Linked DNA regions of Homo sapiens: region 2 is linked to region 1. A link is a contact called in ENCODE Hi-C or POLR2A ChIA-PET data. All regions are on one chromosome and are shown on one strand. Each heading gives the region's core, a stretch centred on a gene start or an enhancer-like site at or near the end of the contact. The rest is flanking DNA. Distances are from core to core; before and after follow the strand shown.

Evidence for each region. A loop is a pair of places that touch in the nucleus more often than their neighbours do. ChIA-PET counts read pairs that join two places held with the same protein, here RNA polymerase II (POLR2A). Pooled maps may share reads with other maps.
Region 2: a loop to region 1 is called in a pooled map, with 2.4 times the contacts of the local background. The contact joins two enhancer-like sites. A Hi-C loop is called at or near these places in 1 of 168 maps with a recorded cell type or tissue (psoas muscle) and 2 of 50 pooled maps. POLR2A ChIA-PET finds 5 or more read pairs at or near these places in 4 of 52 experiments (OCI-LY7, WTC11, activated B cell and 1 more).

The regions. Positions count from the first base shown.
Region 1 is chr5:36,689,529-36,692,228 of GRCh38, reverse strand. All of the region lies in intron 1 of SLC1A3-AS1 (SLC1A3 antisense RNA 1), which reads left to right. Among named protein-coding and RNA genes, the nearest start is that of SLC1A3-AS1, 34 kb to the left of the region's middle. RefSeq lists a silencer at 1,935-2,134 and an enhancer at 2,590-2,700. Within about 2 kb of position 1,433, at least 26 of the 41 ENCODE cell types and tissues checked have a DNase peak (open chromatin) inside an H3K27ac peak, as active enhancers do; they include psoas muscle, where a contact is called at or near this core.
Region 2 is chr5:36,743,533-36,746,232 of GRCh38, reverse strand. No RefSeq gene overlaps it. Among named protein-coding and RNA genes, the nearest start is that of SLC1A3-AS1, 20 kb to the right of the region's middle. RefSeq lists a silencer at 1,426-1,515. Within about 2 kb of position 1,437, at least 24 of the 41 ENCODE cell types and tissues checked have a DNase peak (open chromatin) inside an H3K27ac peak, as active enhancers do; they include psoas muscle, where a contact is called at or near this core.

The DNA of each region.
Region 1 (2,700 bases), core at 184-2,683:
ATGAAAGAAGGCCTCACTGAGGCACTGGAGTGCCAAGGGCAGGGGAATTTGGTTATAGCATTCAGAGGTTTGTGTTGCCGACAAAAATCTTTGCGTGCTGAGTTCTCCCCAGGGCAGGCCAGTCATCAGTTCATTGTGCAGGGCTGAGCTGACTTCCAAATGGTCTTTATTTTCCCCTGTGACAGCTATGTCTGGAAGCTCCTGGCTGGCTGCTTCCAGGACTTATGATCCTCTGAAGCTAAGAGTTGGAAAAGAAATAAAAAAGTTGTCATCTGACACCATCTTCTAGGACACTCACTACCATCTTTACATGATTTTGCATATGTCATTATTGGAAAGAGTTTATGATTTGATTTTGTTCCCCTTGTGCGGTGTCAGTTGGGTCCTGTTTTTTCATATCCTTCAGACTTGGCTTAAAAAGGGGTTTTTTTTGGGAATGATTCCCATTCATGGAGGCTGGAGTTCCCTGAAGAGACTGAAAAATGCCTCATTCTCAACTTTACAGAGACTGGAAAATAATCAACTTTGAATAGCACAATATGAAAAAAAATGGGTGCTTTTCTAATAGGTGCTCCCCAAATGAAAAAAATGTGTCCGTCTTTGGAGAACAATATGTGAATGCCAAAATTTTCAGCCCTGTAATGGATTACAGAAAATATTTTATGTTGGGGCAGTGGGGAGGGTAGAAGTAAGGAGTGAGAGAAGGAAAGAAGAAAATAGGAGAGGGAAGAAAACAAAAGCAGATGTCAGTCTTAAATATCTCAACTATGGATAACTGAGGTATTGCTTAATTTATTCAAGACAGTTTTGTGAAATCCTAAAGGTGATTCATCAAGCTTTTTAACTATGGCCACAAGATTTACAAGCACATAATAAGTGATAATGTCACCAGAACAATTAATAGTAGGAGATGTTAGATCTAAATTGCTTTTTAAAGCATGTTTTTGCTTTCAGAGAAAAATTCAAAATGGGGGTGATTATTTTATAATGAAGATCCCCCCACTCCAAGCAACCTCTTTCACCTATAATATCAGCTTCATTGAAGCAAATACAAATTGTTCTGAGTTCCACATTTCAAGTGTCTAGAGGGTTGCCAGATTAACACATAAAATTACAGGATGCCCCATGCAGTATTTTGCATACTTACACCACCACATTGTTATTTAATACTCATACTAAAACATTGTTATTTACCCGAAATTCAAATTTAACTGTGTGTCTTGTATTTTATCTGACAACCCTACTTATATGTGGAATTCAGCATGCTGTGAATGTTTCAAAATTGAAGGTTGAGACAGCAGTTTTGTGGGCACGATGAGACATGACCTGCAGGAAACCGTTACCATGCCACCTTCTGAGTACCTGTCTGTAGCTGCAAAACATGTAAGTGACAGAAGAGGGAGATGAGAATCCGGAAGAGGAGATGGGAGAGAAGGGAGATGAGGCACAAGGGAGACAAAACAGGATACCCAGAAAGGAAGGGGGTCCTCTGGGGAGGCTATTGAAGAAGCAGGGTGAACAGAGGGAAAAGTGACATGGGGGCACTGAGGAATTTTAAACCTGACTTGATGGCTTTCACAGATTGCTCCCTCTCGGCACTGCAGACTTGGAATTCGATGTTACCCAAGTGAGATCTCTAAGAGGAAGTGCCCCAGCTCCCTTTAGAGCTCCCCGCGGAAGCGGCCCAAGGTGAGCTCCGCATTCCCCCTGGTGGCCACTATGAGGCTCGCTCCCCGGACGCCGCCTCGCGGATCTCGTAGATTTCTCATCTCCCGCTTTCCCTCTAGGACGCTGCCCATCACCTCCCTCGCTCTCCCTTCCTTCTTATTGTCAGCGTATTCATTCGGAGCCCTCCCTCGGCGTGACACGTCCCGACTGCTTTGGCCCCAGGACGCGGCCACACAGAGCCGGCCATTGTTGCTCCAGTTCTGGGACCACCCGGGTGGGAGAAGGGGAAGCGCGGCCGCTGCGGAGGCCGCTCGACTGACGGCAGCCTGGGGTCGGGGCCCGCGGCCACCCGGAAGGAGGGCGTGCGCCCGGCCCTGCCCAGCCCGCAGGCAGCCACAGCCCCGCAGCCCCTGCGGCGGGGATCCAGCCTTCCCGCCACGCTTCCTCCAGGCCCGTTCAGCTAACAGAACTCACACTTCTGTTTTCAACACTGTGTAGATGAGTCAAGGATTTTACTTTTTTTTCTATGCCTTTACTTATAGGTATAGTGAGGTAAAGTGAGATTTTTTCTCTTGAAAAGGAGAATTTTGCTTGGGTGGGAAGGGACAGTGGTGGTACCAGGATGAATGTGGATACAGGAGGACATAGACTCCTAACTTCTGAGGGTAGGATTTAAATATTTTGTTAAATGTAATAACTTATAAGAAACATTTTAAAAAATGTCAGCCAGAGGCTGGGTGCAGCGGCTCACTCCTGTAATCCCAGCACTTTGGGAGGCTGAGGCAGAAGGATGGCTTGAGGCCAGGAGTTTGAGACCAGCCTGAGCAACATAGCGAGATCCTGTCTCTACAAAAAATAAAAATAAAAATTAGCCTGGGCGTGGTGGTGTGAGCCTATGGTCCTAGATACTCGGGAGGCTGAGGATCGCTTGAGCCCAGGAGTTCGAGGCTGCAGTGAGCCATAATCACAGAGTGAGACCCTGTATCTTAAAAAAAAAAAAAAAAGCTGTGAACCTGCATATTTTTCATAGTT
Region 2 (2,700 bases), core at 188-2,687, 54 kb before region 1:
AGAATACATAAAAAATTGGTAGTAGATACTTAATACAGTGAATTTACTAAACATGCAGCACATACTGTTTACGTTGCTTCTATGATAGTCATTTCTGCCTTGTATATTCTTACCTTGTAGAGTTACATCATTCTTCTTGTTTGGATTTGGGTTCCCCATCTAGTCTCTGAGCTTTCCTGGGTTGGACTGTATAGTCCTGCTGGCTGTGCCTCTCCCCACTCTACCCCTTAGCAGTAATTAGCAGAGAGCTACTACTAAGCATCAAACGGGGCAGACATTTAGCTGAGAGCAGTTACAGTTCTCTAAAAGCCACTGCCTGTTCTGCAATTTTCTAAGGTAGTGTGTTGACACGATGGGAAATTGATAGAAAGACGTTAGAAGAAAGTATAATATGTCATAAGGCAGTCAGTGCTTCCTAAACTTTAACGTGTCTGCAGATCACCTGAGGATCTTGTTAAAGGGCAGATTCTGCCTCACTGGGTCTCCGGCAGGGCCCGTGAATCTCCATGTAACAAGTTCCCCAGTGAAGCCACGGACTAAACTCGGCAGGAGCAAGGGTATGTGTAAGGGCAGCATTGGAAATCAGACCTTTCAAAGGTAAAGAACTCAGGACGCACCCCTGCCCCAACCCTGGCTGCCCACCCCAAGCTGGGCCACCTGGGATGGCACCTGGCTGGCCCCTGAGTACTGTGTGCGTGCGGGACCCACAAGGGCCCGGCCCCTCTCCCTTCCCCCATTGCCCCAGAACCTGCCGGCTGAGCCTGAGTCGGAGCGCAGCCAGGTGAGGTGGGACGTCTCCACCCGCTCCCCCTGAGACCTGGCAGACCGGTTTTACCTGTCCTGGTCCGGAGGAGGCTCCCGACTCCACTGCAGACAATCCCTCCTCCTCCTCCCCGCCACCGTTCTAGTCGACTACTCTCTTCGTTTTGCTACCTGACACTCCCAAAGCCGCAGAAAGCAAATCCCCAGCACAGCAGCTGGTCGAGCACGGGCTCCAGCGACGTGTGTGAAACTGTTCAACCCAAAACACAAACACCAGCCACTGACATGTTTTAAGAAACGCTACAGTTGGATGACTGCGGAACCAAAACAGACCAAATGGGAGGCAAGAAGGGAAAGCAATTGGCCCAGTTCGGTTGTAGCAGCGGCTCGTGTTACACTCCCTTTGCCAGTTAGCGTCGTGGGCGTTTGTTGCTGTGTTAATTACAGTTCCTCCCGGAGTCGGAGGCGAGAACAGCCCTTGTGGAACAGTTTCAAGTGGAACGTTCCACCAGGAAGAAAACAACTGCCTTCCTCCCCAGCTGGGGAGGGATTCCGCCAGCCGCACTCGGGCAGCCCTGCGGTGCGCGCGGACACCTGCGAGCCGGGCACCCTCGCGCCCCTGCAGCGCGGCTGGAACTGGGACGCCGGGCTGGGGGCCGTGCCCAGGGGCCAGCTGCCGGGACGAAATAAAGCCTTGTTGGCTCCCCCTGAGGGACATGCCTGGCACAGCAGGCAGAGCGCACTTTTCAGTTTTCCTGTTTTCTCTAGAGTTCCTGGGAGCTCCCGGGAAGCAGCGGGGCGCGGGAGGAAGATTGTTTTATCTTCGGATGGGCGGGATGAGAATGGGCGCCAGGGATTCAGAACCAATCAGGGACAAACTTGAGACGGCGCAGCAGGGTGGAAAGTCCACGGTTGGACTTGATCCGGTTCCATATCCTACCTCTGCCTCTGATCAAGTGTGTGACTTTGGGCAAGTTGTTCCCAAGTTGCCCAAAGTCGTTCCACTTTTCTGAGCACCGTAGTCTCACACCTACCTCAAAAGATAGGGAAGAGGTCATACACCTATGTGGCATTGGCTACGTTACCGGGACCCTTCTAAACATATGATCCTCGCAGCAACTTTATAAAGAAGTACTTTTTAAATTGCCATTTCACTGGATCTGTTCTGGGTGATAGTTAGTCGTCATCAGAAATGTGATACTGTGGACGGAAGCATAAGGTTGTCCTCCCCTAGTAACAGTGATCTGTATCTCAGGAGGCTCCCTGTGGTGGGGAGTCTGGTGTCCAGAGCAGGGCTTGTGGGAGAGGGAGATGGAAGGGCTGAGTCCTAGAGATGTTAATGAATGTGCCCACGGTCACACAAGCTGATGAGTGGTAGGGCCAGGATTGGAAACAAAGTGGTCTAGTTCCAAAGTCCATGCTGTAAGCACAGCACTAAACTGCACGTTAAATGATAATGTGTATGTAAAGCACCTGAAGAATAGCAGGGAGGTTGGTGGTTTTTATTGTTTCCATTATTACAGACACATAAACATCAAACTAATCCGAACTAGCAAGGAAAGTGGCAGAGCTGTGAGGGTCCAGGTGATTAAGGAAAATCCATCAAAGGCAGCTGGACAGGAAATGAGAAATAGGAATGTGGATCTCAGCTCTAACTCCATCAATGTAGTCATGCCACCATGCAAGGTGTATCCGCAGCCTAGACGTGGTTAAAGATCCTAGAAAATCAATTAGGCCAAGCCACAGGGTGAGGATGGCTCAGCAAGAAGGGTATGAGTCTATGAGTCTACACCAGTCTCCTGTTACCAACCTGTTCTCTATCAGCTACTTAGTCCAAAAATTCTGAACTGTTAGTTTTTCTACTATTTCAAAAAATACATTTGTCTGCAGTGCTATTTGGGCTTCTTAAGAGTAAAATTCTTGGAATCAACTCAAAAA